2 separate regions of the Homo sapiens genome follow, and region 2 is linked to region 1. A link is a loop called in an ENCODE intact Hi-C map of the cell type or tissue named here. Cell type or tissue: PC-9. All regions are shown on one strand. Links, peaks and the distances in the headings refer to the core of each region. The heading gives the core; the rest is flanking DNA.

Evidence for each region. Peaks named below come from ENCODE experiments on the same cell type or tissue, not always from the same donor. Only the 100,000 strongest peaks of a DNase experiment are listed, where the experiment ranks them.
Region 2: a loop joins it to region 1, with 5 times the contacts of the local background. A loop is called at or near these places in 10 of 110 quality-filtered maps.

What each region holds. Positions count from the first base shown.
Region 1 is chr2:237,293,962-237,305,234 of GRCh38, forward strand. It overlaps LOC105373954 (a long non-coding RNA gene), which reads right to left and starts at 4,892. Exons shown (of 4, transcript XR_924039.3): 1 at 3,881-4,892; 2 at 1,011-1,128; 3 at 675-787. In PC-9, for the core only: no CTCF peak of the experiment used is centred there; DNase peaks (open chromatin) are centred at 4,970 and 6,150.
Region 2 is chr2:237,196,087-237,207,359 of GRCh38, forward strand. No RefSeq gene overlaps it. Among named protein-coding and RNA genes, the nearest start is that of COPS8, 120 kb to the left of the region's middle. RefSeq lists an enhancer at 4,658-5,329. In PC-9, for the core only: no CTCF peak of the experiment used is centred there; DNase peaks (open chromatin) are centred at 5,745 and 6,145; H3K4me3 peaks cover 1,147 bases; H3K27ac peaks cover 2,183 bases.

The DNA of each region.
Region 1 (11,273 bases), core at 2,268-7,267:
ATGTTTAAATTCATAAGCTAACTGAGTAATTGTCAAAAACATTCCCCTATTGCTTAGTGGTTTCTATTACTTGTAGGCAAAATATTTATAACTAAGAAAAATCAGAAATTAATTGCAAGTAGCTGACCCAAACATATGGAATTGGCTGAATTTGCAGGGAGGAGGGTGATGATAGTTCTCAAGATTCCTCCATCCTGGGAAGAAAGCTGGTAATTCCTGTTAAACCAACAGCCTACTGAGGCCAATGCTTTAGAATATTTTTTGGCAAATGTCATAGAATCAAGATGTGTTGACTGCCTCTTACTGCCTTTAGTAAGAATCTAAATGAGAATACGAGCTTTGATCCAAGGTTACTGCCTGGAAGCAAAAATGAAAGAAAAAGAGAGAGGGGGAGAGAAATAACAGCAGGGCAAGTATATTATTTATTAAGGGAAGTCCTTTCTCCTGATTTCCAGCAATATAATACTGCTAAGTTTCAGATAAATAGGCCATTTGCAAAACTTAACCATTTCTAAAGCTAAAGTTGAAGTACCAACAAGTAAAATAAGAGATCCTTGTCATTAGAATAAGGCTCTCTAGGAAGAGTCAGAGGAATTCAGGATGCTATTAATAGCTCCACTGGGCCCCAATCAAACACAGCCATCTCAGAGCCTTAGTGTTTGTGGGGCTCCTACCTGGGTTCTTCCTTCATCTTCAGCACCTCTCTCCTCTGCCTAAGATTTTCAGGGCTGACTCATATCTTCGCTTCCTTCAATTGTCTGTTCAAATGATTTATTTCCAGGAAGGTCTTCCTCAGCACCATTTATAAAACACAAACACACATGAACATGCACATTACTCTCACTTCTCCTGCTCTGCTATATTTTTATGCCTAGACTTATCACCACTCAACACAGAATATATTTCTTTGCCCATCTCTGTATATTATTCAGAGTAGGTTAAACTGATGTTATACCAAATAGATTCAAGCATGTAATGTCTCAATACAGTAAGCTTTGTTTCCTGCTCACCTAGTAGTCCTAGGTAGATACTGAAGTTGGCAGGTTGGTTCTCCTCCATGCAGTCATTCAGGGATCCACACTCCTTCCATTCTGTGGCTCCATCATTTCTGAATCCAGTAAGCAGAAGCTAATAGTCATGAAGGGATATACATGGAGGTGTTCATTGTCCAGGTCCGGAACACATCACTTTTGCTCGTTGGGTTGGAAAGGGCTTGGTAATTTGATCATACATAACTTTAAGAAATATTGGGAAATAGAGTTTTGGTGTGTGTCCAAAGTAGAGGAGACTGGATTTTGCTGAACAGCTTGCCCTTTCTATTCAGTGTCCTTCCACTAAAAGGTAAGCTACTTGAAAGCAGAAACTTGTCTGTTTTGTTATATTTACAATGCCTACAGCAATGCCTGAAACGTAGTAGACATTCAATAAGTTCATGTTAAATGAAGTTGAAAAAATGGACATAAGAAAATTTGATTTGAATGTAGCCTGAGAAGGCTGGGACTACAGTCCAGGGCACGTTAGGGACAGATTCAACTATACTCTCACTTCTGTTTATTTTTCACCACACAAACCTCCTGCAGATTATTAAATTTAGAACTAAAGAAATTAAAATGCCCCAAAGCTCTGGACAGTTTACTTTAGTGGGTCATGGTGAATAAAAATCATACTTATCCAACAATTCTGGCATTGAAAACTTATAAACGTATTCTTCACACATAGAAGAGAAAGGAATTTTAGTAATATTAAAGGTAGTTATGTCACCAGAAAACTCCCAAGCTTAGCTAAGAGGGTCTTGAGATTTTTCCATCACTCTCCAAGATGAGTAGCGCACAAATACATACACATCACATGAAAACACTTCTTTTTCTCTCTTAAGCCTGGCCCAGAAGCACACTGGAACACAGAAGTCATTCAATCAGGCAGAAGCTGTGCCCACCAGACAGACTTATTAAGGAGTTCAGTTCACATCCAGGGCAACATGTCAACAAGGACGCGTGTGTCACTTTTTCTGTCCAGAAGAAAACAGCCTGTGCTCGGGACCTTCGACCGATGTACAGTGCGGGTAACATTTCCACCTTGCTTTTCTCTACCAGTTCACACCAGATGTGATGGACAGTTATGCCCAGGTTGCAGGCTGTAAGGAGCTACATCTGGACTGTATCAAGACTGTGTCTGGGGAGAAATGGTTTTTACCATTTTGGTTTTTACATTTTGGTACTATATACCATCCTGTACGTAGACAGCTGCAGCCGCTCCGTGATATTACCTCCAGATGCAATGATTGGTGTGTGTGTGTGTTTCCGTGATATTACCTCCAGATGCAATGACTGGTGTGTGTGTGTGTGTGTCTGTCTATATGTGCATGAGTGTGTGTGTGTGTGAGTGTGTACACCTATGTGTGTACTAGGCAGCCCAGCAGTGGACTCTAGACTAGACCAGACAGCTTGACCAGCATCACTTCTCTAGGATTGTCCTTTCCTGTTATCCATGCAGTAATCTGGTTAGGGTGAGTTGGGATTTGACCCACACTGGGCAGCTGGGCCAGTCAGTGTTTCCCCAGAAATTGGAATGAAGGAGTCAGGTAGCTGTGGATCTCTATCCTAGTGGTGACGTTTCCTTATTCAAGGAAAGAAAGCAAAGTATTAGGAGGTCCCACAAGGTGGGGGAGGAATATGTTAATTGCTGTTGCAGTTTTTTTATGGCAGCTAAATGATGCTGAGGGGAACCTCACAAATAAAACTGTCTTGATAGAAATAATGATGACTATCTTTTTACTGAATATATATAATATGTCAAATAGGGTATTAGTTACTTTACTTGCAAGAATCCTGGGAAGTAGATATTATTTCTATCTCTACTTTACACATGTAAAAACTGACTCACAAAGGTCAAACTAACCCAAATGCATTAGTTTTTTTTTTTTTTCTTGACGGTTAACAAATTTCACAAACTTAGTGCTTAAAATAGCACAGATTTACTACTTTACAGTTTTGGAAGTCAGAAGTCTGGAATGGCCTCAATGAGTGGGGATCAGGGTGGAGCAGGACTGCTCTTCTTCCTGGAAGCTCTAGGAGAGAGTTTCCTCCGTGTCTTTTCCTTCTAGAGGCTGACACATTCCTTCCCTCACTGCCCCTTCCTCCACCTTCAGAGCCAGCAACAGAGCCTCTCTCTGGGTTTGCTTCTCTCTGAGCCTCACACCTTGCTCCCTGAGCCCCTCTTGTTCTCATCTGTCTCCTCTCCCACCTTTAAGGGCCCATGTTATTACATGGGGCCTGCCAGATAATCCAAGAAAAATCTCTCTGCTGTTTAGCAAATTTAATTTCATTAAACCTCAATTCCTTTTTGCTATGTAATGTACCATATTCACAGATTCCAGGGATCCGCATGCGGATGTCTTCATGGGGACATTATTCTAGTTACAGCCCCAAGGTTGCCAAGTTAGCCAGTGGCAGAGTTTGGATTCAAATACAATTTTAACTAGAATATTCATATGCATAGCCCTCACATTCTCCTGCCTCTCAACTCATTACCAGGCTGCTTTTTCTGCCGCTTGAATGACTTCTAGAGACACTTCAAGCATCCCTGCATCCAAGCCTCATTCTTCAAAGCTTGGCGTGACTTTCATCTCTGCCATGGAGCATTTCCTGAGTAAACTCTCCTGTGAACATCAAAGTCATGTGGTCATCAGCCCCTGTGGAGCCTTCCCTCCCCAGTGCTTACACAGTCTGGACTCAAATGCATCTGGAATGGAGAACCACCCCCAGTGCTGCAGAGCCACCTCATTTTCTATCATCTACCCACCTGGTTTTCGGTAAGAATCATCTTGCTTCTCTAGGAAAGCCTTTCACAAATATGAAGGAAATGACCAGTGACCTCTCACCTTCACATCTTCTCTTTGCCAGGAGGAAAAACTTTGTTCCTTCAGCCATCTTCACAGGCCAGGGACTGGCACTTCCTCCACACTCTCAGCACACCGCCCTGTGCATCCTACAGTTCCTAAAGAGTGGAAATTCCCCAGTTGTGCTCGAATCAAACCTGCCCTTAAGTACCATATTTGTATAAACTCGTGTGAGATCACACTAGCTTCTCAGTGGGTGCATCATAGTGCAAGTTAATTTCAGATTTAACTGATTTGACATGGATTGAAACTGTTAAGATATTTGCAACATGCTACCACTAAATAACTATTACTTTGTCCTATATTGGGAAGTAGTTTGTGGGATTTGGGGTAGGTGGATGCAAATAAAAGCATTTATACTTATGCATATTAAAATGTACTTTTATTGATTCAGACTGCTTCAATCAAGGTCTCTCCACTCTCCCTCCCACTACCATGACCCTTGTAATTGAGGAAATGGCAACTTCTGTATTTCTGTTCATGGCACTAATAAAAATGCTGAACAGTCTAGAATCAGGGACAGAGTCCTAGAAAACAAGATCAAAAGCCTTTGGGTTACTGAGTCAATGATTCCTTTGGACACCATTAGCCAGTTAGTAATCCTCCTAATTATCCCAGCCTCTACCCCACATTTCTGCAGTGTGTCCACAAGTAGATCATAAAAAGCTTGTCAAGTGCCTTGATGAAGAACAGACGCGCTGTGTCCACTGCATTTCCCAGGGCTACTGCTGTGAAAGAAAGGAGTGAGATGGGTGGGTAGTGGCAGCTAGACTTAGCTCTACTTATTTTCCTCAGATCCTCCGCTGAGTGGAACGCAGTGATAGGAATGATCTCAAAGTAGGCAGCTCACCCCAAACAACAATGTTGTCCCGCAGTGCTGGGGGAAATACAGAACCAGAAGCATAGAGTCCTGCAACATGTCCACTTCATATGCCTTTGGATATGGCCCCAAGCTGCCTCGGTTTCCTGTCAATGAAATGAACCTGTCTCTACCTGCCTCTCTGACTCATGATGTTTATCAGTTTAGCTGAGGTCATGCACATGTGCTTGAAAACCACACACACACCCTCCAGTGCTACGAATGTGAGGCAATCGTGGCATGGTCCAGTAATACTTTTTATGGCACTTCAGAATCCTCAACCGGCTCAGGAATGCCATGCATCTGGGTGAAAACCTCAGGGAAATTCTAGCTGCAAAAACTTCCTTAAAAACCCACCTCTCCGGGCATGGTGGCTCATGTCTGTAATCCCAGCACTTTGGGAGGCCAAGGCGGGTCGATCACCTACCTGAGGTCAGGAGTTCGAGACCAGCCTGGCCAACATGGTGAAACCCCGTCTTTACCAAAAGTGCAAAAAATTAGTGGGGTGTGGTGGCAGGTGCCTGTAATCCCAGTTATTCAAGAGGCTGAGGCAGGAGGATCGCTTGAACCCAGGAGGCAGAGGTTGCAGTGAGCCGAGATTGCACCACTGCACTGCAGCCTGGGTAACAAAAGCGAAACTCCATCAAAAAACGAACAAACAAAAGAAAAAACACCGCGCACCTACCACATATGGACAGTTTTGAGGTTAAGGACAATTCATAGGACCAAAAACAATAACAATACTAATCCCAAGAAAATGTTAATCCTGCTTTGTTTTAATAAAACAAGTTTCATACTCCACAAGCCAATTTGTACTTATGAAAGTGCTTAAGCCATAGCCCTACCATCTTTTGAATGGTCCGCCAAAGAAAAGAGTTAGCCAGCTCTTTTTCTGGCTTTTATCACTTAATTCCTGTATGTGCCTGTGCTCAGGGCTAGGGATACACTAAAGCATCATCCCTGATCCCAGAAAGATCTGTCAGGAGAACTTCTACATGTCCAGTCACACCACTACTCAGTGCCACCCTATAACCAAAGAGATGACCAACACAGAGGATGAGGTTGTGCTTCTCAGCCTCCCACCTGAACACACACAGGTCATAGGACATATTGAAAATATGGTGATGGGAGAAGACCAGTACTCCTCACGCACCAATGACTTAGGCACGCCAAGCCTCAGAGCTTAATTTCCTCAACTGTAAAGTGGGTTTGTTGTACCAGTTCACCACTGTGCGCTCTTCATCATTGTACTTTCTTCATAGGTCTCCTAAGAAAGTTAAGTGAAATAATGCATATGAAATTGCTAGGATACACCACAGGATTTTTCCTAATACAGCAACAGATGTTGTTCTTGAGATGAATCATGGCTAATTCATGCAAGACCGGCTTCTGCGGATGGATGGAGCTGCCTTTGATCTGGAGCTTAACATTTGTCATGGTGTCAGATATCCAGTCATTAAATCCCTAGTAGATCTACTTCTTAAAATAAAACCCTCTATGATGCATATGCACTTACATAATATATATCCATGAAAATGAACTGACTCTGTCTGGATTTGCAATAACAAAGTTCCCAAACCTAAGATAAGAAGTCATTCAAAAGCAGAGTGCAGTGAGAACACTCACACTTAACTAAAGTTATAAATAACAAAAGCACAGTAGCTTCTAGCTTTAATGTTAATATATATAATACCTTTTGATAATGAGGAAATACAGTGTTCTTCAGCAGTAAAAGCAAATATTCAGTAGATATTTAAAAGTTCAAATTATATTGAACTATGTAGTTTATGAAGAACATTTCTCATACATTGGCTCAATGAACCCCTTTTCAAATGAGAAAACTGAAACTTAGAGAGGTTAAGCAGTTTCCTCGGCGCTACACAGATTTTCAACGCCCAAGTTGAGATTCAAACCCAATCTGTCTGACTCAAAATCCCCTGCCTTTTCCCACTCAATTCAGACTGTTTGCAGCACGCCAAGTTGCTGCCAATTTCTAAACTCACCTCTTGCCATTTTCTTCTGTATTACTGAAAATGCCTCCCTGAGCCCACGCCACTGCTGTTTCCCTTTTTGGTTACTATCAAGAGGACTTGGGCACAAGGCACACTAGGCTAGCATGGCTAGGATCTAAATCACACAGGCTACAGGGAGAAATCAGACAAGACTGAAGGAAGGCAGGAAGACCCATGCCAAGTGTCCAAATGGGGAAATCACATTCAGACAGGTCCAGACAAATGAGCTCTCGAGGAAGAGCCATCGGGTCAGCTTGGAAGTAGATCAGCTCACACTCAGGATGGGAGGAGCTGATGTCCTCAGACGATGTGGCTCAGGAGATCTGCAGACAGGGACTGGAGCAGCAGAAGAACCAGACCCAGCACTCCCAGTGGGAGCAGGCGTCAGGCAGGGATCAGGGCTCAGCCAGGAGACTAGGGATCAGGCTGAGCTGGAGTCTCAGGTTGAATGGCAGCACCAGGCAGAAAGGGCTCTGTCACATCGAGTAGGTCATACCAGATGTTGGTGAGGCAGGAGTTGGACATCTGGCAGAGGTACAAGTCAGGGCCCACAAGCCAATGAGCAAGGACACTGACACGTCCCCTGTGCTCTGTTATCATTACTATTAAATAATTGTATGTCCATTTATCAACCAGGATGCTTTGAGTTCCTACAAGATACCAGGGGCCATATTAGGTAGCTTATATGACAGTGAATGAAGAACCGACACCATCACAAAGGTGTATACGCTGTGAGAGGATATCAGTGATGGGCAGAGGGACAGTGGGACTAGGGTAAGGCAAGTGAATTACTCATCTTAGGCATAAAATTTAAGGGGACACAAAAAAAACTTAGCAATCAAGATGAGTAACATTTTAATGCAATATTTTAAAAATCAAGATAAATACAACAAAATCTGAAAATATTAAAATAAAACAGGATCTGGCAACAAAAAGATACAGGGAAGAAGAAAATATCACCTACTTTTCTATAAGGCGGTGGGGGGCACTACTGTGATAAGTTCTTCTTTCCTGCTTTTAATACACATTTATCTGCATATATGTGAAGGTACAATGAGGGTGATGGCGCTATCCTTGGTCCTTGGTTCACAGTCACATTTCAATCAACGTTTACCACTCAAAAATGTTCTTGGTTTTGTATTTTGTTGGTTGGGTTGAGCAGCAGTTGATGCTTCTAACCCTGAAAACTTACTACAGCTAACTACACTTCTTGCTCTCATTGCATGGCCACAAGAGAGCTCTTCCCAATATAGTCTTCAAGCAGGTGATAGTCTGTTACTTATATGTGGGTGTTTTACCATGTTTTTAGTGTATTTCAGGAAATTGGGGGGTTTGTGTTGACATCTAATGCATCATTTTTTTTTCTACTTAAAACGATGATAAATAGGCCCCCTTGTTACCATTTTCATTCAGAATATCTGATTTTCAGGAATGAATCATTCACTTAAGTGAGAGATGCCTTTAGGCCCAAAAATGGCCAGTCTAACTCAATGTAACTAAATCCCTTGCAATTGAAAACGTGTTCACTTCCTCCAAAAAGGAGAGGTCCAAATCTCATTGGGCACTAAACCCAGCTACAGGTCTGGGATACCTGTGTGCCAAGTGTTTCTACGGTTCTATTAATATAACTCCACCTCAATATTATACAAACTATGCACTAAAGGTAGTTTAGTCTCCATCAACATACTTCATCATATGGTTTGGCTATGTCCCCACTCAAATCTCAACGTGAATTGTATCTCCCAGAATTCCCATGTGTTGTGGGAGGGACCCGGTGGGAGGTAATTTAATCATGGCGCTTGGTCTTTCCTGTGCTATTCTTGTGATAGTGAGTAAGTCTCACAAGATCTGATGGGTTTATCAGGGGTTTCCACTTTTGCTTCTTTCTCATTTTCTCTTGCCGCCACCATGTAAGAAGTGCCTTTTGCCTCCCGCCATGATTCTGAGGTCTCCCCAGCCATGTGGAACTGTAAGTCCAATTACACCTCTTTCTTTTGTAAATTCCCCAGTCTCAGGTATGTCTTTATCAGCAGCATGAAAACTTACTAATACAGTAAATTTGTACCAGTAGAGTGGGGCATTGCTGAAAAGATACCTGAAAATGCAGAAGCAACTTTGGAACTGGGTAACAGGCAGAGGTTGGAATAGTTTGGAGGGCTCAGAAGAAGACAAAAAAATGTGGGAAAGTTTGGCACTCCCTAGAGACCTGTTGAATGGCTTCAACCAAAATGTTGATAATGATATGGACAATAAAGTCCAGGCTAAGGTGGTCTCAGATGGAGATGAAGAACTTGTTGGGAACTGGAGTAAAAGTGACTCTTGCTATATTTTAGCAAAGAGACTGATGGCATTTTGCTCCTGCCCTAGAAATTTGTGGAACTTTGAACTTGAGAGAGATGATTTAAGGTATTTGGCAGAAGAAATTTCTAAGCAGCAAAACATTCAAGAGGTGACTTGGATGCTGTTAAGGCATTCCATTTTATAAGGGAAGCAGAGCACAAAAGTTGGAAAATTTGCAACCTGACTATGATAGAAAAGAAAAACCCATTTTCTGGGGAGAAATTCAAGCCAGCTGCAGAAATTTGCATAAGTAGCAAGGAACCTAATGTTAATCCCCAAGACCGTGGGGAAAATGTTTCCAGGCCATGTCAGGGACCTTCATGGCAGCCCCTCCCATCACAGGCCTAGAGGCCCAGGAGGAAAAAGTGGTTTCATGAGCCAGAGGGCCAAGGGTCCCTGTGCTGTGTGCAGCCAAGTGACTTAGTGCCCTGTGTCCCAGCTTCTCCAGCCATGGCTGAAAGGAGCCAACATAGAGCTTGGGCCATGGCTTCAGAGGGTGCAGGCCTCAAGCCTTGGCAGCTTCCATGTGGTGTTGAACCTGTGGGTGCACAGAAGTCAAGAACTGAGGTTTGGGAACATCCTCCTAGATTTCAGAAGATGTATGGAAACACTTGGATGCCCAGGCAGAAGTTTGCTGCAGGGGCCAGGTGCTCATGCAAAACCTCTGCTAGGGCAGTGCAGAAGGGAAATGTGGGGTCGAGCCTCCACACAGAGTCCCTACTGAGGTGCTGCCTAGCAGAGCTGTGAGAAGAGAGCCACTGTCCCCCAGACCCCAAAATGATAGATTCACTGATAGCTTTCACTATGTGCCTGGAGAAGCCAAAGACACTCAATGCCAGCCCATGAAAGCAGCTGGGAGGGAGGCTGTACCCTGCAAAGCCACAGGCATGGAGCTGCCCAAGACCATGTGGATGTGAGACATGGAGTCAAAGATCATTTTGGAACTTTAAGATTTAACTGCCCTGCTGGATTTCAGATTTGCATGGGGCCTATAGCCCCTTTGGTTTGCCCAGTTTCTCCCATTTGGAATGCCTGTATTTACCCAATGCCTGTACTCTCATTGTATCTAGGAAGTAACTAACTTTCTTTTGATTTTACAGGCTCATAGGCAGAAGGGGCTTGCCTTGTCTCAGATGGGACTTTGGACTTGGACTTTTGGGTTAATGTTGAAATGAGCTGAGACTTTGGGGGACTGTTGAGAAGGCATAATTGGTTTTGAAATGTGAGGACATGAGATTTAGGAGGGGCCAGGGGCAGAATGATATGATTTGGCTGTGTCCCTACCCAAATCTCAACTTGAATTGTATCTCCCAGAAGTCTCGCATGTTGTGGGAGGGACCTAGTGGGAGGTAATTGAATCATGGGAGCTGGTCTTTCCTGTGTTATTCTTGTGATAGTGAATAAGTCTCATGAGATCTGATTAGTTTATCAGGGGTTTCCGCTTTTCCTTCTTCCTCATGTTCTCTTGCCACCACCATGTAAGAAGTGCCTTTCTCCTCCCACCATGATTCTGAGGCCTCCCCAGCCATGTGGAACTCTAAGTCCAATTAAATCTCTTTGTTTAGTAAATTGCGCAGTCTCTGGTATGTCTTTATAAGCAGGGTGAGAACAGACTAATACACTTCATATAAAATATTGGAAGAAAATAAGAGGATAGGAAATAAAAATTAATTATAACATGCAGGTAAATGCATGGCACAGAAAAAAAAAGATACTGGAAAATGCTTCAGTCCTCATCTCTGATCATGAGGTGACAGCTAATGGCCAGGACTTTCCTCCTCTACTGTCTGTTCTGGAGTCCCACTTTCCTGACTTGGCACCTAAGTTGGTTGGTTCCCAGCCAGGGAGGAGCCTTAACCTTCATGGCCAAGGGGTATGAGTCATTGGTGATTCTGCCTCTATGGAATTGTAATAGTCTTCAATTAGCCTTAATTACTGTGCTTGGTGGTTCAGGGAGGCATAACAGGAAATCCTGTGGGCTCCAGCTATACTCCTCTCTACCCAATTTGAAGCAAATTGCTTATTTGCCCTTGAGGGTCAGGATCAATCATGCAAGCCCCCCATAACCCACTTCTTTGCTGATTGGTTTAGTAGCAGAATGAACCCTGAATGGCCAAGTAGCAGTATCGCTTCCTAATCAATGAATGGAACCATTATTGTAAGA
Region 2 (11,273 bases), core at 3,353-8,352, 97 kb before region 1:
ACTGCACAACATTACCTGGGAGAGACAAGATTTGACCCCCGAAGGTTCAAGAGCCTCATTCTTTTCCATATGACCATTGCAGCATCCAAACCTTCACTCCTCGCTGGGGCGAGCAGACCCCATCCTCCAGGCTTGGGTAGAGGAGAATCTCCATTGTGACTGTGCTCTTCACGGGCTGTGTCTATTCCTGATTTTAGACTTTCCAAACAGTTGTCCAACCAAAGCTTCAAGCTAAAGACCTCAGTGCCTCCACATCAGGATGGATTGAAAGCTATGGACTCTGGTGTAACAGGAGCAGGGTCAAAAGCACAGTCTTTGCCTCATTGCACCAGAACTGCTGACAATCACAGAGCACTGGAAAGATCCTTCCTAACTGGCTCCCCAGCAATTCTACAACAATTTGTTTGTTGCCCTTAAATGAGCCAATCATCCTCACAAACCAGGCTTCACATGGTCCCCAGCTAAAGAGCTCATAGTCATGTTCATGGCTGCTGACTACAGGCTGGTCTATTTCTAAAGCAGCTTGATTTCTAAACCACTCTGAATTAAATAAGACAAGTTTTAAAGAGGTCACTGTGGAATGTTCCATTATTAAAACGATAATATAAATTCTCTAAGAAACCCACTTGTGTGCCAAATTTACATCACATTATCAAAGATGTGCTTTGGATGAACATTGTTCTTGGGGTAGATTTCAGAGAAGAAAGAAAGTGACCAAAGGAAGCAACATCTACCCCGGCCTTTTTTTAGCTCCTAGGAAGTAAAAGTAAAAAAGCAACTTCAGCTATCAAATCCCTCTAATCACAGAGGGTCAGGTGGGGAGGTAAGGAGATATAAACAAAGTGAAAGAGCTGGTAGGGGAAGGGTGGACCTCAGCCCGATGAGCACCCCCAGGCACTGCAGCAGATGCATGTCTTTAAAAGGCCCCAGGGAAGTTAGATCACAAAAGCTCTGTGTGTAAGTGAAGCTGATTCATTATTCCTGTGTTTGGACAACTAGACCAGTACAATGCTGACCCCACCCACTGGACAGACACCATATCTATCCAACACTCACACAGCAGCCCTAGCAGGTGGGAAGTGCTGTCTCTGATTTTCACAGAAGGGCTTTAAGCAGTCTGATAGTTTGCATTATTGTTCTCAAATATTTACCTACTTTGCCCCCATCCAGCTCCTTGGGAGGAGTATATTTCCTCTCCACATTGATGTTGGGCTTGGCCGTGGGACATGCTTTGGCCAAGGGAAAGTGGGCAGATGTGAAATGAGCCTTCAATGCTTGAGCAGTCTGCTTGGCTCTTATGCACTGAGACCTGCCATTAGAAGAGCTTCCCCTGAGTGGCCACTGCCCTGAAGCCTGAACCTTAGAATAAAACACGCGTCGCAGACCTGAGTCTGATCAAAGCCCAGAGCCATGCCCAGCTGAACCACAGCGTGAAGCAGGGCTGCCCACTGAGTCCCAGGCTATCAGCTAAGCTGCACTCAACATGTAGATTCATGAGCATGAGGGAAATGATACTTGTAACAAACCACAGAAGTTTAACATGTTATCTCACACAGCAGTAGCAGTTATTACAGAAAGGTTGTATAATTAACCAAAGTCAAGGAGAAGTCTGATTCTGAGCATTCAGATTTGCCTAGCTCCAAATCCCATGCTCTTTTAATTTTCCCATGTAGAACAAACAGGCTGGAGGTTACAAGTTTGGGGAACAGTCATCTCTACCATGCAGCTGGGTACTGAAGTGTACAGGTAGTCTAAGGCAAAAGAGAAACATTGTACAGGAGATTATGCAGTAGAAGGGTTTGTTGATGAATCTCCCTAGATTTAGGTTTCCAGAGGATGTTCCACATGAACTTTTTGGCTCCTTCTGCCCAGTTAAATAATCACACCTATGCTAATTGATGTGTTTTATTCGTGAACCTAAAACATGTTGATAGGCAGTTATCTTTGTATTTAAACTTGGCTGAAATTTCTGTTTTCAACATTGTAGATAAAATCCACATGCCTCAGTGTAAAAATAGTAATATTTTACAGAAATAAGAAAATTACAAAAGGTGGTTCTCACATAAAAACTATCCATTCTCCTACTAGGAGTCCTGTTTGACCCATACCCTTTTCATCTCACCATGTGGAGAAAATGGTGTGGAGGAGGAATTTAGGACAAATAGAAGGACTGCTGAGAACTAGAGCACTTATTAAGCTGAGGTTCAGGGTTAATTTGCTTGTATCTACATTTCCATCCATTTACTGTGAACTTCTCTTTCTTATGCTCATGACGTACATTAAGGAAATATTTATGGTATTTCCATGGTAGAAAAACAGATGTCTCTTGATCTCTATTTTGATTTTTAAAATTCCATGGGACAATAAATGTTATGTGTACATATTTTTAGACATCTCATGAATTTCTACAAAGAGGTTTTCCCATCTGAAAAAGAAATTTAAAATTACTCCTGTGTTCCACAATCTCTAGATTTCTGTCATTAATTTGCAGTTCTTTGGGGGGTCTGGAGTGGAGTTGGAGTATTTATTAGTTATTCAAACATGACAGGCACTATGCTAAGTACTTTGTATACACACCCATGAGTCATGATAACAGCCCATAAGGTCTGTTGTATAACCTGGATTTGCAGATGAGGCTCAGAGAAGTTGAGTTACTTTTTCAAAAATATCACCGATAAGAGGCAGAGCTCAGGATTGAACCCAATTATGTCTGGCTCCAAATTCCATGCATTTTCCACAACTGCAGACTGCCTCCTCCCATGCTATTTCCTCCTCATCAAGTCCAGGTGTCAGCAGAAATATTTCTAAGCCTCCAACAAGAAGAAGGGCCTTGTTTTCTGGGTTGGGGACAGGTTTATAAGGATAAGAAGGACCTCAGCACTTGGGTCCACTCTCCATCACTCATTCTGGACTTTATCCAGCTTGTCTCTGTCCTCTCTGTTTTTAAATTAGGGCTCTTTTACTATTTATTAACTTATCTAGTGGAGGGGTGTGTGAGACACTAACTCAATTTGCCTTTTAGTTAGAAATCAAACTAAACCTTTGGTTTTGGAGAGGGAAAGCAGATGGGTAAAGAAGTTAAGCAACAGCTCCTGGAGGTTGGAGGATTGATCTGTTCCTTCCAGGCTTGCTTTCGTTAAAAGAGTTACTCATAATTCAGCTGCATTATCACAGAGATGTGTTTTACAAATTAACCTTAACTGCTTTGACTTAGAGGAGGGAATCTGATTTTCTTAGAACACATTTTTCCCAACAGGGTCCCAGTGTCAATGGCAGCTATGCTGAGTCATCAATGACTTGGTAAAGAATAACAATCAAACCTAAAAATTAACATATGGGAAATTAACATTTTCTCTAACAACTTCAGGCACCACTTTTTGTTATTCATGTAATTATAATTTACAGTTGCTCAAGCCAAAAACCTGGGAATTATCCTTGGTTATTCTTTTCTCTCTATCCTTGATGTTGTCACAGGATCCTTAAGGTGTTGCTTTGCCAGCCAGAAACCTCTGTGGCTGGCGGCACCTTCTGCCTGAGTATTGCTCATGCCCACTGGGCTTGTTACTGCCCACTCAGCCTGGCAGGCTGCACTTGGCCCAAGCTACTGGCCCAGATTCCACACCTGCCTAGGGCAAGCCAGGCACAGAGTGGCAAAGGGTGTGTGAGCAAACATGGGGTCCAGCCACTGCACACAGCCAGGCACACTGGCTGCTGTGACAGGGTGCATAGTGACAGCACAGGTGTCAGCTCCATGTGAGGCTGCAGCTGGACCGGATATACTGTATGTGGCTTCTGCTGTGAGCAGCTGCATCTAGACAAGGGGAACATGGTGGTGCCTGGAAGCTTGGAGATGCCAGGAACTGCAGAGCCCCAAAGAGGGTGTCACAGCCCTGGCATGGGGAGCCCCTAGGTCTGGGATCCCCGAAGGGTTCTAGCTCTCCTCTCATCACCTGCTCAATGTGGCAAGCAGGGCGGGGGGGTGTTTCAGCCCTGTTTGTGTTACAGCTCTTTCAGTCCTGCCATCTGGTGGGTTCCAAGTTCTTGCCCCATGTCCAGGAAGAATAAGGTACATGGAAAACTGGAGGGTGAGCAAGGTGGAGAGGAGCTTCATTGTGTGACAGAACAGCTCTCAGGAGACCCGAAGTGGGTAGCTCTTTTCTGCAGGCAGGTCCTCCTGATGAGTGTCCAGCTCTCAACAGAGAGGAGACTCACAGTAGGTAGCTCCTTTCCACAGCTGGTAGTCCTGACCTCTGTTCTAGTCTGGCTGAGTTCATGGTTTTTACAGGCTCAGAAGGGAGGAAATGCATGCTGATTGGTCCATGGGTGGCTAGGGGTAGGCCTGGAAAAAGCACCATCAGTTCTCACTCCTGTCTGCAGACTCTACCTGGAACTGACAGCCCGGCCTCCATGCTTCAGGCCATCCCTGGTTTGAAGGTGGGGCTTCACCAGGAACCAGCCCCTTTCCACCAAGGAGCCTGTCTGCCTCTTGCCGCCATCAATCATGTTGTCCACAGTGCCCAGAGTGTTCGTGCCAAGGGCACCTGCAGACCCATGTCTAGCCACCTTGGTGCCCCCTAGGCCTCTCTCCCATGCTCATTGGTGCCCAAAGTCCGGAGAAGGCCGAGGTGGCAGGGGTCTGGTGTGTCAGCACTGCCCTGAGCATGTGCACACCTGGCCAGGTTGTGACAATGCCCCGGCTTGGCCACAACTTTGCTTGCCAGGTGCCGGGAGTGGTGAGAGGCCAGGCAGTGAGAGCAGGCACTTCTGAGCCTATGAGAGGAGGGCTTCCTGGGCCCCTGAGAGCAAGACAAGAGAGTTCCAAAGGAGCTGTGTGACTTTTGACAAAGACATGCTGAAATTTACTGACCCACCATGCTGTCTTTTACTATGGTTTTTTCTGACTAGAATATAAGCTCGATAATGGTAGGACTCTGGTTGTGGCCGTTGTTTCCCCAGCATCTAGAACGACATCTGGCATATAATAGGTATTTCAAAAATGTTGGGGGACATTGGAAAAAAGTCACAAATACCAAAGCCCGCCACTGTCTTAAGTCTCCAAGGATTTAGAGGGAAGTCCGAGAGCATTCACCAACCAAACACTGCTGGCCGGGAGGCCTGTGCTACTGGAGCAAGAGTCACCCTGGAGCTAGGATGCTGAACACCTGGCTCTCTGCATCCCACTGCCCGCTACACCATCCACGCTGTCTTTCACCTGAGCCCAGAGCAGCTTCAGAATCTGAAGCAGACACCGTGTGCGCCTCACCCAGGTCCCCTCAGAAGCCCCTTTTTCCAGGTGATGTTTCCAGGGTCCTGGTCCCAGTTTTGCCTCCCTTGTTAGCACTGGCTTCTGCTCACTGGTCATTGGGAAGCTTCACCTCCAAGCTGTGGTGGCACCTGGAGACATAATAAGAGGGAAGGGGGAAGGGAAGCAGGGATTGAACCTGCCTTCCTCCTTGTTAGTGACTTTCCTTTTTTCTCTTTTCACAAATACAAATGTGCGGGTAGGACTCAGGGTGAGAAAACTCAGAGGACTGAGCTGACTCCACAGGGACCCTGAGGCATTCCTCGGCCGTCTTTACAGAGGAGCTGGGCCCCTGTCTCCCTCCCTCCAGGAGGACACGCACCACCAGTGAGGCAGCTGGGCTCTGGGAGTGCCCTAGGAGGACCAGTCCGGCTGGCTGGAGAGGAAATATTGCCCTTCGAGGGTGATTGTTAAAGTTTCTAGAAGTTCAATGGCCTGCACAGGCCTCCCAAGGCTGGTATACTCAGGCTTATTTCGCTGAGGGAAATAAAATTACCCTTTAAACACAACCACAACATTTCCATTTCTTGCTCTAAACTGAGTTGGCCAAGCCTGAACTCTACTTTCAAGCATTTAACTCTTTAGTGGAAAAAAAAAAGTCATCTGAAAACATTCATGCACGTGCCCGGCTCTGGCTCTGAGCCGTGGGTACTGTCTTGGAACTGTGGGAAATAGCATGTGGTGGTACCCTGTCTGGCCGGCCCTTCTGGGGGTGGGGTAGGGGAGAACCCATAACCAAGAAGCTGTGGGTGGATAGCAGGAGGCCCTGAGGGTGAGTCACCCGGTTTGCTGCCTTGCGGTCACAGACCTTTGGCTATTGTCACTGCCCCTGGGATGAGTCACACTGAGCCTTAGTGCCTCTGGGGCTCTGCGGAGCTGAATTTCTCCCAGTCCACAGGGTCCGGACATTTGTTCCTAATCTTTCACCCACCTCCCACTCTGTAAGTGACTGGAACTTCCCACTGGGGGTGCAACCACAAGCTAAGGACTGCTGACCTAAGGAAGAACTATTTTTGCTTTTGAAGACTTCAACATAGAGAATGGAAGTGTTTATGTTGTTGGCATTTGAATTAAGAGCTGAGCAGCCTTCTGCGGACATTATGGGTATTCCATTATCTCTGGGAATCAAAGGATATTTCCTCAGCTCCTTTGCCAAAGGCTTCCAGGCAATTCAACACCAGAGAACGAAGGGACAAAGAGCAGTTGCCCAAGTTCCAAGGAAGGGGGAAAGCGAATGGGCAGTGAGCTCAGATGGCTTTGCTTTCAGGCAAGGAAAAGCAATCTTCCATGAGTCTGCGATGATAGCATTCCCCAGACAGGGGACGTGGAGCGGTGACCTGTGGCTCGCAAGCCTCAGACAGGAAGCTCACACTTACAGACCCATCAGCCCTGTCCCATTCCATTTCTCAGGGTCCACACCTTGCCCACATCTAAGATACCCAAAGGTCAGTGACGCCCTTTCCATGGGTTGCCTGAAACTCTCAGCTGGGTCTTAACCCTCACCGTGCTGTTGGGACGAAGAAGCGTGGCTAACTGCATCTCACTGTACGAAGCCTGGGAGTTCAGAAAGCAGAGGCCAGCCCTCTTGTGGGCAGCACCAGGCAGGGGCATGTTTAGCAGCCTGTGGGGGGAATTCTAGCCCAGCCAGGTGGAATCTTGGGGAAGCAGGGTCCATAGAAGTCCTTGAGGGGTCAGTGAAAGTCTCCAATTCCTGACTCCAAGGCATGAGACATGAGAGAGAAGGGAGAGAATTTTCTGGACAGAGCTGTAAATGAAGTGGCACCGGTAGCTTCCTCTCTCCACAAGGCCACCTCCCAGCCGTCACTCCTGCTGCTTGAAAGTCAATCCCTTGGCACTACCAGCTGCTTCTATCATCTGCAAATCACTTTACTGCTCCCATCTCACAAGAGCCGCTTTTCCCTTCTGCGTTTAGCCATTCAGCAGCTGCGTAAGCGCTCACAAGAGCTGTTAGTATCACCAGCTTCCTCTCAAGGGCAGACTGAGGCCAGGAGGCCATGCAGCTTCCTAGAGTGCACCCATCTGGGTTGAGATGAAACCAGGATTTGGGCCATGGCAGTTGGATGCAGAGCCCATCACCAGGCTCCTGAGAATATCAGAGGGAGACCTGGATTGGGCTGGATCCCTTGAGGAGGGAGATTGTAATCCTGCTCCTGTTTTCTGTCTTTCTGTGACCTCTCAATTTCTGACACTGGCTTTTTCCCGTAGCATCCTCACCATCATTCGCTCAAATGCAAGTGAACTCCCCATGCTCCATGCTGGTACCTATCCTGTGTGATCCTCCTTAGCATCCTGCAGCTTCCATAACAAATTTCTCCACACTTGGTGGCTTAAAATGACACACGTTTATTCTCCTATCATAGTGGAGGCCAGAAGCCTATGATGAGGATCAGCAGGCTAAACCCAAGGTGTTAGAATTGTTCTCCCCAGGAGGGTCACGGGAAGGATTCCTCTCTGCCTCTGTCAGCTTCTGGTGACTTCAAGTGCTCCTTGGCTCATGCCTGCATCACTCCAACCTCTGCCTCCATGCTCAGGTGGCCTTCTCCTCTCTCGTATCAAGTATCCCTGTGTCTCCCTCCTATAAGGATCCTTGTGTTTGCATTCAGACCCCACCTGGTGAGTCCAGGATAATCCCCCCATCTCAAGATGCTTAATTTAATCACATCTGCAAAGAGCCTTATTTTGGGGGTGAGGGGAAGCACACAAAGTAACATTCACAGGTTCCAGGGATTAGGATGTGGAATTTTGGGAGGAACTCTCTCTCTCTCTCTCTCTCTCTCTCTCTCTCTCTCTCTCTCTCTCTCTCTATATATATATATATATATATATATATATATATGCGTGTATATATATGCATGTATATATATGTGTGTGATATATGTGTGTGTATATGTGTGTGTGTGTGTGTGTGTATATATATATATGTATATATATATATTTTTTTTAACTGAGTCTCACTCTGTGTCCCAGGCTGGAGCGTAGTGGTACAATCTCAGCTCACTGCAGCCCCTACCTCCCGGGTTCAAGCAATTCTCCTATCTCAGCCTCCTCAGTAGCTGGGACTACAGGTACGTGCCACCACGCCCAGCTAATTTTTGTATTTTTAGTAGAGATGGTGTTTAACCATGCTGGCCAGGCTGGTCTTGAACTCCTGACCTCAGGTGATCTACCCGCTGTCTCAGCCTCCCAAAGTGCTGGGATTACAGGTGTGAGCCACTGCATCTGGCCGTGGGGAGCATTTTTTGAGTCTACCTCAATCCCCAAATCTATAGCTTCACTGTTGGCCTTCACACTGAACTGGAGAGCTGAATTCTCCCAGCCCACCAGCTACCCCGGGTCAGGAGGGAAGGCCTGGACCTGCCACAGTCCACACCCTCTGCATTTGGCTGGACTCCATGTATAACCCTGAGCCTTGATGTCGCAGTGACACTGGAGGACAGGTGGAAGGTGCTGCTCCGTGAGGAGGCACTGACTTCCCCCAGGGAAGTTTGGGTCAGGATCACAGGTGTATGGGGCATTCAGCCTCTTGGCTTGATCTGCAAAGTCGGTTTCCTTGCTTTGTTCTTTCATTTGTATCACAGATCTCCTCCGGGGATGGGGGGGCTGGAACTGTCTGCAGGCTCTGTCGTGTCCTGGGCATCTCATGCATAATAATTTTCTTGCTCTCACCAAAAGTGGAGGGAGGGAGGCCCTCTCACCATTCATGACACTCTTGATATAAGAAACAACAAAAGGCAGAGGGGAAGCAAAAGATCCCAGACAGCAATAAAAAGTAATTCATTCCCAGCATGGAGTCGGTGTGTCAGGAGGGAAGCATGAAGGAGTCATGTGCCGCAGTCCCTAGCCAGCCTGGACTTTCATGCACATGGTGAAGATGCATCTCTCTGGAGCGGTGGAGCCCTGGCCTGCGGCACCCAGCACAGGTGCTGTGAATGCGGGTCGGCTTTTGTAAGTGTTGGGTGACATCTGGACTTTTGGCTCTGTTGGCTCAGCCACATACCAGGAAATGAAGTATTCCTGCAAGGAAGGGGTTTGCGCCTGTGCACAGGGCGTGGGAGAGATCCTTGAGCTGCAGAGAAAGTCCTGCATTGTGAGACTTGCCATTCTTTGTGGCTTCTGGGAGCTGTGCAGTAGGAAACTGCAGCTGTCTTGGATAGCGTTAGGAAATTATCCGAGTTTCTATGATGAAAGGAAGGCAAAAGAAGCCACTTATTACCCCACTGGTGTCATTAAGGGTGCCTTCTCTTTTCTTTAGCAAGAATCTAATGTTGCCTCTAAAGGAAATGGAAAATTCTCACCATGAAGCCTCGTTTCGATTACTCCTGTAATTTTGCATGAATGTGACCAAATGTTTTCTGTCAAACCTCACCTCCTGCTGGTTTCTAAATCCTAATTCATTGTGAACAGAACCCACCATGAACTAGCTAGCTCCTCACTGGAAAAGTCACCAAACCCACAGTGCTGAAAAGGAGTCATTATCACGTACGCTTTTGATTCAGATGGGGCTTTGAGTGAAACATGCCCGTTCTCGAGTTGGCCTCTCTGCTTCCACATTTTTCTGAAACCAGCACTAAAACCCTTGTAATTCAAAGCTTTTTCTCTGCTTAGCAGTGTTGCCCGGAGACCCGAGGCTGTTCCCCATGGACTGGAAATGTGATTCTGCATCCTACTTTAAAAATCAAAGAGCACACAGGGAGGGTTTCCATTCTTTCTGGGGGAATTTTATTTTATTTTATTTTATTTTATTTTATTAATGATCCTAAAAAATCAAGATGAATCAAAGGGTTGAGTAACATATCAAATGTCTAGAGAACGGATTCTCCACCAGCCAGTGCCAGTTAGTGTTCACAGAGGCAATTGCACAGAGGAGGTAATTGGAAAAGGAAGGGGATGGCCCCTGGATTTGCCCAGCTTGATGGTTTCAGGATCGTCCTCAGGGGAAAGGCCTAGAGCGGTGACCAATTAATAAGCTTCAAACCCACTGGTGATTGAAACCAATCAGAAGCTGTTTTGATAATTGGTTGTACCAAAGGGAAGACACCCCTAATTCTGGGTGGAGAGGAAGAATGTTCCATGCTACTTTAGAATGAAATCTGTTTGAATTGGCTGAGCTTTCTGAGGTTGGCTAGACTTCACAACTCCAAAGGCTGGAACACAGGTGTCCTCATTGTTAAGAACTAGAGAGAACACCTAAGAGAATCATAAGCTTTGTAACAACACACAGGAGGCTGTGGTCCATGTACATGAATATCCGAATGAGAAATCTTCAGTCCATTCTCTTCTTCCCAGCAGGAAAGCCTCTTTCTTGGTTTCCTTCTAGAAAACTTGGGGAAGGCTCAGAAGGGCACCTTCAGTCGGAGGGTGGAGAACCAGGTCTGGGAGCCTTCTGCACTGACCTTTTGTCCCTTCTTCCGCTATCCTGCCACAGTGTCTCATGGCTGCTATGAACACCACTAGCTCCTCTGTAGCAGGTGGAGTCTCTGTGTAGAAACGGTTCTCACTTTGGGTTCCCCACTGGCGTCACTTGGAGAGTTTAAAAATGCTGATGCCTGGGCCCTGCCTGGGGATTCTGATTTGCTTGCTCTGGGGCATGACCAGGGTATGGTGTTTTTAAAGCTTCCCGTGCTTCAGTGGAGCCAGGGTCAAGAACCATTGATTCTGGGACTCTACCTATATAGCCTCCAAGTAGGGGTTTTTCCTATTAGAGATATTGTTTTATTTTACCTACCCCAATGAGGGCACACAGGATCTCCATGTCATCCTGGGAGCCACATCGTCAGCACGGCTGAACCCACCCAGGGGCCCCCCTGTTGCATGTGGGTGGGCACTGCTTGTTTCCCCACACTGAAAGAGAAAAGTTGCACTCTCCCAGTGTGATTGACAGGTGACAGGACCTGGCGTGTTGCTTCCTGAAAACAGGGAAGAAAAAAAGGGTAAGGAGTGGAATGGAATT